2 separate regions of the Homo sapiens genome follow, and region 1 is linked to region 2. Evidence: chromatin contacts called from ENCODE Hi-C or POLR2A ChIA-PET data. All regions are on one chromosome and are shown on one strand. Each heading gives the region's core, a stretch centred on a gene start or an enhancer-like site at or near the end of the contact. The rest is flanking DNA. Distances are from core to core; before and after follow the strand shown. Region 1 holds the start of IGFLR1 (IGF like family receptor 1). Region 2 overlaps LOC105372379 (a long non-coding RNA gene).

What was found. Hi-C counts contacts between places; a loop is a spot of excess contacts on that map. ChIA-PET counts read pairs that join two places held with the same protein, here RNA polymerase II (POLR2A). Pooled maps may share reads with other maps.
Region 1: a map of naive thymus-derived CD4-positive, alpha-beta T cell shows a loop between it and region 2 (11-fold over the local background). The contact joins the promoter of IGFLR1 here to the enhancer-like site in region 2. A Hi-C loop is called at or near these places in 1 of 168 maps with a recorded cell type or tissue (naive thymus-derived CD4-positive, alpha-beta T cell) and 8 of 50 pooled maps. POLR2A ChIA-PET finds 5 or more read pairs at or near these places in 2 of 52 experiments (CD8-positive, alpha-beta memory T cell and GM10248).

What each region holds. Positions count from the first base shown.
Region 1 is chr19:35,739,943-35,744,747 of GRCh38, forward strand. It overlaps IGFLR1 (IGF like family receptor 1), which reads right to left and starts at 2,510. Exons shown (of 5, transcript NM_024660.4): 1 at 2,454-2,510; 2 at 1,082-1,281; 3 at 438-622; 4 at 1-146. The coding sequence starts at 1,238. U2AF1L4 (U2 small nuclear RNA auxiliary factor 1 like 4) reads right to left here. Exons shown (of 6, transcript NM_001040425.3): 3 at 4,381-4,479; 4 at 4,070-4,203; 5 at 3,867-3,962; 6 at 2,585-2,861. The coding sequence ends at 2,777. RefSeq lists enhancers at 1-458, 806-915, 2,263-2,692 and silencers at 596-725, 4,028-4,188.
Region 2 is chr19:35,207,814-35,213,006 of GRCh38, forward strand. The region is part of intron 2 of LOC105372379 (a long non-coding RNA gene); the gene reads left to right. Among named protein-coding and RNA genes, the nearest start is that of FAM187B, 18 kb to the right of the region's middle. RefSeq lists an enhancer at 3,864-4,675. Within about 2 kb of position 3,583, at least 20 of the 41 ENCODE cell types and tissues checked have a DNase peak (open chromatin) inside an H3K27ac peak, as active enhancers do.

The DNA.
Region 1 (4,805 bases), core at 1,260-3,759, 530 kb after region 2:
GGAAGGAAATTCGGCCAGGCCTGCTGAGGGACAGGCTCAGGGGTCCTCCAGGCAATGGAACTTGCTGGTGAGCTGCGCTCCTGGGAGCTAGGGGCGCCTGGGTTTCCAGGTGTGAGGGGGCAGTGCCCCTTGGCAGGGACCGGCCTCTGGGGATAAGGGGTTGGAGTAAAGCTGGAGGCCACACTCCACTCCTGCCCGCTCCCAAACCTCCCAACTTTATATCCTTTAATGGGGCCACATCCCATCTGATACGGTATCTGATAAGGTAGTTGGGCCCCGCAAGGCCCAACTACCTTAACCTAGGACCTCCCGACCCCTGCAGGCCAGCCACCTCCTGAAACCACGGCCCCACCCCTTACGTGGGGCTACGCCGGCTCCCTACATCTAGGCCCCCCACCTCCAGCACGCCCTTGCCCTGCCGGGAGTCCCATCTGCACCTCTCTGCAGCGCCACGGGGTTCTGCCCCCGCCCGCGGCGGGAGTAGGGGTCACGGCTCCGCCGCCGCAGGGGCTACATAGCTCCGCGCCGTCGGGGTTGCACTGCCCAGAAGAACACTTTCGGAACGGGGGCGTTACGAAATCGCCGTGGTCATTGAGTCCGCAGTTTTCCCGGAACTCATAGTCTAGCGGGAAAGCTGCGCTCCAGTGCGGCCGCCTAGCCCGCCCCTGCGCGGGCAACGCCCTCTCCCTTCGCCCTATCCCAGCGTGCCCCGCCCCTCCAGGACGCTTCCAGCCTATTAGCGTGCGCCCCGGTCTTGTCACTTTTCTCCGGGCTCGCCTTTTCACCCCCCTCCAGCCTGCTCCGCACGAAGCTCCGCCCACTCCCGGCTTCTCTACATAAAGCCCACCCTTTCCACGCGGCCCCTATCCCGCCTCTCCAGCCATATCCATTCGCTGTTGCCCTACGGTAGCCCGCACTATCTGCACAGGCTCTGCCTGCCATCCCTGTCTGATCTGCATAAGGCCCACCGCTTAGACCCCTAAGCAAGCCTCTCTGGCCCGTAGCCCACAGACCTCGCCCCTTCCCCGCTCCCTATCACCTGCAAGCTCCGCCCAAGCAAGGCTCGGTCTCGGATTCTCACCCGGGCAGGGGGGCGGCCCGAAGCGTTGCAGGCAGCTGCTGCAGCACTTGTTGTCTGGGTTCCAGTATTCAAGGCGGCCGCAGTACTGGGAGGCTTCCGGCGGTGGCGCCAGGGCCAGAAGCAACAAGGCCGTCAGGAGGCATCGTCCAGGCCCCATCTGGGGGGCCGTGATAGCGGGACTTCCAAACACAGCGCCTCTGCTACACTTTCCGGGGAAATCGGGCAGAAGAAAGGACGCGGTGATGTGGGGGAACAGAATTCTCACGCCTCTTCGGAAGCCGGGAATCTACCCCCGAGCCCTCATCCCCCAACTGAGCCGGTTATCAGAGAAGCCCACAAGGCCACTAGGGGACTAACAGGGCTGCGGATCTAGATTGCAAGAATGCATATCCCACCTCTGCCGTGTCCTCACCCACCCACCCTCCCTTTTCCATCCCTAAAATAAGACAATGATAGCACCTGTCTCATAGGGTTATTGTGGAGAATTAGAACCGTCATTAGAAGTAAAGCAGGGGCTGGGTGTGGTGGCTCATGCCTGTAATCCCAACACTTTGGGAGGCCAAGACAGGAGGATCACTTGAGCCCAGGAGTTCGAGAGATCAGCCTGGACAACAAAATGAAACCCCATCTTTACAAAAAAAAAAAAAAAAAAAAAAAACAGCAAAGCACTTTGCCAAGTGCAGTGGCTCACGTCTGTAGTCCCTGCTACTAGGGAGGCCAAGGTAGGAGGATTGCTTGAGCCATGAATTACAGACCAGCCTGGGCAACACAGCAAGACCTCATCTCTAAAAACAAAAAAAACTGGCCGCCGGGCGCAGTGGCTCATGCCTGTAATCCCAACACTTTGGGAGGCCCAGGTGGGTGGATCACCTGAGGTCAGTAGTTCAAAACCAGCCTGGCCTACATGGTGAAACCCTGTCTCTATTAAAAATACAAAATTAGCCGGGCGTGGTAGCGCATGCCTGTAAATCCCAGCTACTTGGGAGGCTGAGGCAGAATTGCTTGAACCTGGGAAGTGGAGGCTGCAGTGAGCTGAGATCGTGCCATTGCACTCCAGCCTGGGCAACAGGAATGAAACTCCTTAAAAAAAACAAAAACAAACTAAAGTGCTGAAAACAGCACCTCACATACAGTAAACTCAGTGTTTAAGTGTAAGGCATTACTAACTCCCATCACAATTCGGCAGGCACGGAGGAGTCAGCCCCATACTGGCTGGAGACCACCTCCCAGCACCTCACCTCACCTTTGAATCCTAATCTCCTTGGGGCTAGGGCTCCTCCCACCTGCCACAACCAGGTCTCTCCCCCTTGAATAAGCCTCAGATGGAGGTGCTAAGGTTTTCAGCACAAAGGTGTCCCCACCCTACCAGTACCGTTAGGGTCCTGGGTCCCAAGCTGGCCGTGCCAAGTTCCTCAGCTGAAGTTGTGGCCAGGACCCAGTCTTGTTTCCCCTTTTCGTCACATGTGTGGGTGGAGGGAAATGCCAAACCACAGCAAAAGCAAGTTGATGCCGAAGTGAAACACGCAGCTTTATTAAGACAGGGGCGGTAGAAGAAGGTCTCCATGCTGAACAGATTACATTATGGAGCCCGGGAGCCTGGGAAGGATGGGGCAGGAGAGTGAAGGGGGCTTTGAGGAGAGGTCCTGCCAGGAACATCTGTCCCTGTTGGGGGTGAAGGGTAAGGGGGCCAGGGCCTCAGAAGCGGCCATGCCAGTGATCAGGGGAACACCGATGGTTCCTCTCTCGGGGATGGTGGCCAGTATGGAACCTCGGGGGTGACCTGGGAATAGGAGCGTTGAGAGTTCTGTTAGAACCCTGAGGAGTGGTGCAGAGATCCTGCAGGCCTGCCTCTCTGCTCTGGGATGAGGCAGGAGGGTGCTGAAATAACTAGAGTTCTAAGACACGACCTCAGTGGCCAGTATCAGGGGAACTCAGTGGCCAGTATCAGGGGTGGCAATCCAGGCTGGTCGTGGATTAGGGGTTCAGGCTGGTTTGGGGATTGGGACTTAGGTACTGGTCTCCAGATGGAGCTCAGAACTACTCTTAGGGTATAAGAGTCTTGGGAATGACCGGGCGCAGTGGTTCACGCCTGTAATCCCCACACTTTGGGAGGCCGAGATGGGTGGATTACCTGAGGTCCGGAGTTCGAGACCAGGCTGGCCAACGTGGTGAAACCCCATCTCTACTAAAAATACAAAAATTAGCCAGGCATGGTGGCAGGTGCCTATAATCCCAGCTACTTGGGAGGCTGAGAAAGGAGAATTGCTTGAACCTGGGAGGCAGAGGTTGCACTGAGCCAAGACTGCGCCTTTGCACTCCAGCCTGCGGAAGAAGAGCAAAACTCCGTCTCAAAAAAAAAAAAAAAAAAAAAAAAAAAAAACAGTCAGCCGGGAGTGGTGGCTCACGCCTGTAATCCCAGCACTTTGGGAGGGTGAGGCAGGTGGATCACGAGGTTAGGAGTTCAGACCAGCCTGGCCAAGATGGTGAAACCCCATCTCTACTAAAAACACAAAAATTAGCCGGGCATGGTGGCAGGTGCCTGTAATCCCAGCTATTTGGGAGGCTGAGGCAGAGAATTGCTTGAACCCGGGAGGCGGAAGTTGCCATGAACCAAGATGGTGCCAATGCACTCCAGCCTGGGCAACAGAGTGAGGCTCCATCTCAAAAAAAAAAAAAAAAAAAAAAGATTCTTGGGAACGTGGTTACTGGGGCTTAGGGTTAGGCTCATCTGAGGATATAGGGGCCTTAGGACATGAGGAGACATAGCAGGCTGGTCCTGAGGTACCTGCGCCTGGGTCCCCGCCCATAGAGCTGCCTCTGGAGGTTCTGGGAAATGGGCCGCAGATGCATGAAGTTGCAGAAGCCACCTCGGGTACATTCCCTGCATAGAGGGTAGAGAGATGGAGGAAGCCATTGTCACTGACAGCCCCTACCACGCATTCAAAGTCTGGGATTCCAAGTGCCCATCCCACCCTTGAACTACCATACCCCATCTCATACTGGCGACAGCATGACTCCCGGAAGTCAGTGACAGGAGACAGCTCACCGTGCACAGCCTGCCCGTTGAACCAGCGGTTACTGAGTTCAGCCACGGCCCGCTCTCCATCCTCCTCCCTCCGGAACTGCAGGAAATGTCAGTCAGGGTCAGCAGGAGAACTCAGAGATCTTCAGGGGACTCACTACCCGCTCTGGGGCTGGACTGGATTTAGTGATGAAATTCAAGCTGAGAGCCTACAGTGGCCACCATCAGGCATTGAAACGCCTCCACTTCTGGGCCCTAAGTGGGGGGCAGCAAGCACCTTGACATAGACGTTGCCCACGAGGTGGTCCCCAAGGTTGTCGCACACATTCATCTCTTCAATCTCCCCATACTTCTCCTGCAGTTCTGTGAACACCTCCTGTGGAAGACGGGGAGGAACTCAGCTGAGCTCCCACAAGAAACCCCATCTGCCCCTACCAACCCTCACCTCGAAGAAGCTATCATAGTGCTCCTGCACCTCCACGTCACTCACATGACCTGGGGTGGGGGCGGGCAGGGTGGAATCAGAGTGTAGCCTACTGGGGGCTGTTCACCTTGCCCCCAGGCCTGGTCCCTTACTCACAGTGTGATCCGTCTGCAGTTTGGGCTGTGTTCTGTGGATTCCGGTACAGGTTGAGCAGCACTATGGTCTGCACAGAATTTAAAAGGGGCGGGGCCTGAGCTCAGAGGGCAGGGCTGCATGAA
Region 2 (5,193 bases), core at 2,333-4,832:
GCAGAGTTCTAACAGCATCACGTGTTTTTGCTTTCTCTTTCATCCACGTTGAAGAAGAGGGGGTAGTAAAAATATTCCTCTGGTTTAACAAAAAATTCACAAATATTTATCCTTTTCAGAATCTACATGCAATTTAAGTATTAGTCCCAGAATCACAGATGCTGGAATGTTAAAGTTTCTTTGACAAGACATACTGATGATCTCTGAAGTCCCTGCGGCCTGCAAAGAATATTTGCAAACAGAGTTTTATGATGCTGAGGATGATTCTGAAGCCACAGAGAAAGACATCATTTTTCTTCTTTTCTTTCTGCAATTTCTTTCATTAGCACTTCGGAGCACCTATAGTCGCCATGAGTTGAAATCTCATGAGTTAGTAGTAAGAGCAGAATCAGAGAGGCTAAACACTGAAAATACAGAAAGGAAATGGGTAGAGTAGGATTTTAGCAAGAGGAAGTATACGGTTGTGATGCTTTGCACCTATAGGAAATGATGGCTGGGGCTGTGGCAGCCACGTTACCACCGTGAGGGATGACATTGCCCACATGCTGAGGAGCCTGAGTCTATAAGAACATCATTCAACTGATGCATTGACCCCTGGAGAACCTCCCCGCCTTTGGGGGACCAGCAGTTCTGTAAAATAATACGTGTCCTTATTGCTTTTTTTTTTTGAGATGGAGTCTGGCTCTGTCCCCCAGGCGGGAGTGCAGTGGCGCGATCTCGGCTCACTGCAAGATCCACCTCCTGAGTTCACGCCATTCTCCTGCCTCAGCCTCCCGAGTAGCTGGGACTACAGGCGACCGCCACCATGCCTAGTTATTTTTTTGGATTTTTAGTAGAGACGGGGTTTCACCGTGTTAGCCAGGATGATCTCAATCTCCTGAGTTCACGCCATTCTCCTGCCTCAGCCTCCCGAGTAGCTGGGACTACAGGCGACCGCCACCATGCCTAGTTATTTTTTTGGATTTTTAGTAGAGACGGGGTTTCACCGTGTTAGCCAGGATGATCTCAATCTCCTGACCTCGCGATCTGCCTGCCTCGGCCTCCCAAAGTGCTGGGATTACAGGCACGAGCCACTGTGCCTGGCATCCTTATTGTTTTAAGATGTTTGGAATTTATTCTTCTCTTACTTGCAGCCAACAGCATCCTACATGAGGCAGCCAGGGTAAGTGGTCCACATACAATGGGTGAACAAGTGCTTATCCAGGAATTGAAAGAGCCTGGCTCATTCAGTGCTAGGACCAGAGCCCTCAGTGGACATTGTCCCACCTTTCAGCACTGAGGATGCCTCCTCCCCTCCAAGCCAGTCATTGCTGTATGTGATCATGTTAATTAGGTATCCATATTCCACAGGAGGGAGCAACGAGGTTTTCTTTTTTTTTTTTAAGATGGAGTCTTGCTCTGTTGCCCAGGCTGGAGTAAAGTGGTGCCATCTCAGCTCACTACAACCTCCTGGTTCCAGCAATTCTCCTGCCTCAGCCTCCCAGGTAGTTAAGATTACAGGTGCCCACTACCACATTGGGCTAAGTTTTGTATTTTTAGTAGAGATGGGGTTTCACTATGTTGGCCAGGCTGGTCTCAAACTCCTGACCTCAAGCTATCCGCCCACCTTGGCCTCCCAAAGTGCTGGGATTACAGGCATGAGCCACCACGCCTGGCCGCAATGAGGTATTTTTTTGTTTTTTTGTTTTTGTTTTTGTTTTTTTTCAATTCTAGCCGCCAATCACAAAATTTAACTAAGGTCCCTCCCAGCACACACCTGTCATCCATCCTGAAAATTTAAAGTAAAGGTATAAAAATATCAAAACCATGATTGCCTTTGGGGATGGAGTGGAGGTGGGGATTATCTGGGAAGGGGCATAAGGGGATTTTGCAGGGGTCACGGAGATGTTCTTTATCTTAACAGGGGCTTGTAGTCTAAAGCAGAAGCGTATACTTATTACATAAGTGCATTCATTGGTCAAAACTCAGCAAATGGAGATGGGAACAGTGGCTCATGCCTGTAATCTCAGCTACTGAGGAGGCTGATGCATGGGGATCACTTGAGGCCAGGAGGTCAAGACCAGTCTGTGCAACACAGAAAGACCTTATCTCTTTTAAAAAAAAAATTGTTTTAATTCCCCAGGCATAGAACTCACCCTGTGGAGAAAAAAAAAAAAAATTAGCCAGGCGTGGTGGCATATTTCTGTAGTACCAGTTACTTTCAAGGCTGAGGCAGAAGGATCGCTTGAGCCCAGGAGGTCAAGGCTGCAGTAAACTATGATCACACCACTGCACTCCAGTCTGGGGTACAGAGTGGGAGCGCATCTCTAAATAATAATGACAATACTAAGAAATTCAGCAAATGGATGTTTCATATGTGTGCATTTCATTGCATGCAAATTTATAAAATCTCAAAGATAACTGCAAACATTGAACTCCAGTTGGTGATATGAATCCTGAAATGTTTAAGGGTAAAGAGTACTGATGTCTGCTTTAAAATTCTTTAACCTTCTTTAAAAATACATTTTTAAAAAATCAGATGACTTGATAGAGGAATGGACTGATAGATATGTAATAAAGTAAATACAGAAAAATGTTAACAATTGTAGAATCTAGATGATGGGGCCAGGTGCGGTGGCTCACGCCTGTAATCCCAGCACTTTGGGAAGCTGAGGCAGGTGGATCGATCACCTGAGGTCAGGAGTTTGAGACCAGCCTGGCCAACATGGTGAAACACCATCTCTACCAAAAATACAAAAATTAGCCAGGCGTGACAGCGCATGCTTGTAATCCCAGCTACTCAGGAGAATCACTTGAACCCGGGAGGCAGAGGTTGCAGTGATCTGAGATCATATCACTGCACTCCAGCCCGGGTGACAGAGTGAGACTCCGTGTCAAAAAATAAAATAAAATAAAATAAAATAAAATAAAAGTGATGATGATCATAGTTATGAACAACAGTGAGAGTTCACACACTGCCTGTACTGTGGGCAAAGCCCGTTCTCAGTGCTTCGTGTGAATGAATTTGTTCACTCCTCACTACAACCTTCTGAGATAGATACTGTTATTCTCATTCACAGATGTGGACCCTGAGACCAGGGAGGTTGCGTGGCATCATTACATCAGAAGGGGAGTGGTCTGAATCCACTCCTCCCCTTCCAGGGCAGGAAGTCAACAGAGAAGGGCTCTGTGGTAACGTTGACAATCACAAATCAGTGGCATAAACATCTCCTTAAGACATGCAGAGGCAGCTGGGCGTGGTGGCCCACGCCTGTAATCCCACCATGTGGGAGGCCAACGTGGGAGGATCACTTGAGGTTAGGAGTTTGAGACCAGCCTGGGCCACATAGTGAGACCCTGTCTCTACAAAAAAAAAAAAATTAAAAATTAGGTGGGCACGGTGGCTCATGCCTGTAATCCCAGCACTTTGGGAGGCTGAGGCAGGTGGATCACCTGAGGTCAGGAGTTCGAGACCAGCCTGGACAACGTGGTGAAATCCTGTCTTTATTAAAAATACAAAAATTAACCAGGCATGGTGGCAGGTACCTGTAATCCCAGTTACTCAGGAAGCTGAGACAGGAGAATCGCTTGAACCATGGGAGACAGAGATTGCAGTGAGCCGAGATCGCGCCAGTGCACTCCAGCCTGGACGACAAGAGCGAAACTCTGTCTCAATGAAAAAATAAATAAATAAATAAAATTAAAAATTAGCAGGGCATGGTGGTGCATGCCTGTAGTCCTAGCTACTCAGGAGGCTGAGGTGGGAGGATTGTTTGAGCCCAGGAGTTCAAGGCTTCAGTGAGCTATGATTGCACAACTGCACTCCAGCCTGGGCAACAGAACAAGACCCTGTCTCTGAAAAAAAAAAAAAAATGTGGAAATTGTGAGAGACACATGACAACAGAAATGTGACTACTGCTTGCCTCTGGAGGAAGGAAGAGGTGGTGGAGGAGAGATAGGTGGCTGGACACTGTGGCAACACCAGCATACCAGGGGCTGGGAGTGGGGGGCAGTCAGGACATGAGGCCAGAAGCTGTGAATCTTGGAATCTGCAGAGTGCCCCTTATGAGACCCCAAGCATTCATGTAAGCGTCCATGCCCCCACTGATGATATCTGGGCAGAGAGGCAATAAAATCAGAGTTGTTGATCAAGATTTGGAGGCTGCGGTTGGAGGCCGGACATCCTGCCTGCAGGGCAGGCTTCAGCTTGGAAGCTTGCGGCCCAGAACAGTCCCCGTGGGCACACCCAGGCAGAGGGTTTTGCTAGGTGTCTGACCCAGCTTCCAAAGCCAGGGTCTAATAACAACAGCGCCACCAACAACAGGAAACATTTGTGACGCACATGCTGCCAAAGCACTGTTCTAAGCACTCCTTACAGTTTAATCCTCCCAACAATAAGAATGAGGTAGGTACCAGTGCTAACCCCATTTTACATAGGGGGAAACTTAGGCACAGAGAGGAGACCCCATGAAAGGCAATGGGGACACCTCCAGGAACCTCCCACCAAAAAAGATCACTGCAGAGTAAGGACAAATCGAACATCAGATTTCCTCAAGGGTGGGCACTTTCTCGATGCATTTCTGGTGCCCTCTTTTGGATTTCAGCCTCAGTGGCCACAACACCACGGGTGTCAGTGACAGGAGCAAACCAAATGCACTGGGGACTCAGCTGGGAGGAGCCGCCCTGGCATTCCCACCATGTCCGTGAAATGGGGGGAATCGTGGTATGTACTTGAGAATCAACAGAGGCTGGGCGAGGAAGACTTGGGATACTTGTGAGCCCATTCTAACATCAGCAATTGCTAATATCATGTTTATTGCCTTGAATAAAAGAGATGAAGAAATAAAGGAAAAAGAGGAAAGGAAGGGGGAAAGGAATGAAGAAAGGAGAGACAAGAAATAAAGCATTTTAGGCCGGGCCTGGGGGCTCACACCTGTAATCTCAGTACTTGGGAAGACTGAGGTGGGCATATCACTTGAGGTCAGGAGTTCAAGACCAGCCTGGCCAACATGGCAAAACCCCATCTCTACTAAAAATACAAAAACTAGGCCGGGCACGGTGTCTCACGCCTATAATCCCAGCACTTTGGGAGGCCGAGGCAGGCGGATCACGAGGTCAGGAGATCGAGACCATCCTGGCTAACACAATGAAACTCCACCTCTACTGAAAAAAAAATACGAAAAAAGTTAGCCGGGCGTGGTGGCATGCACCTGT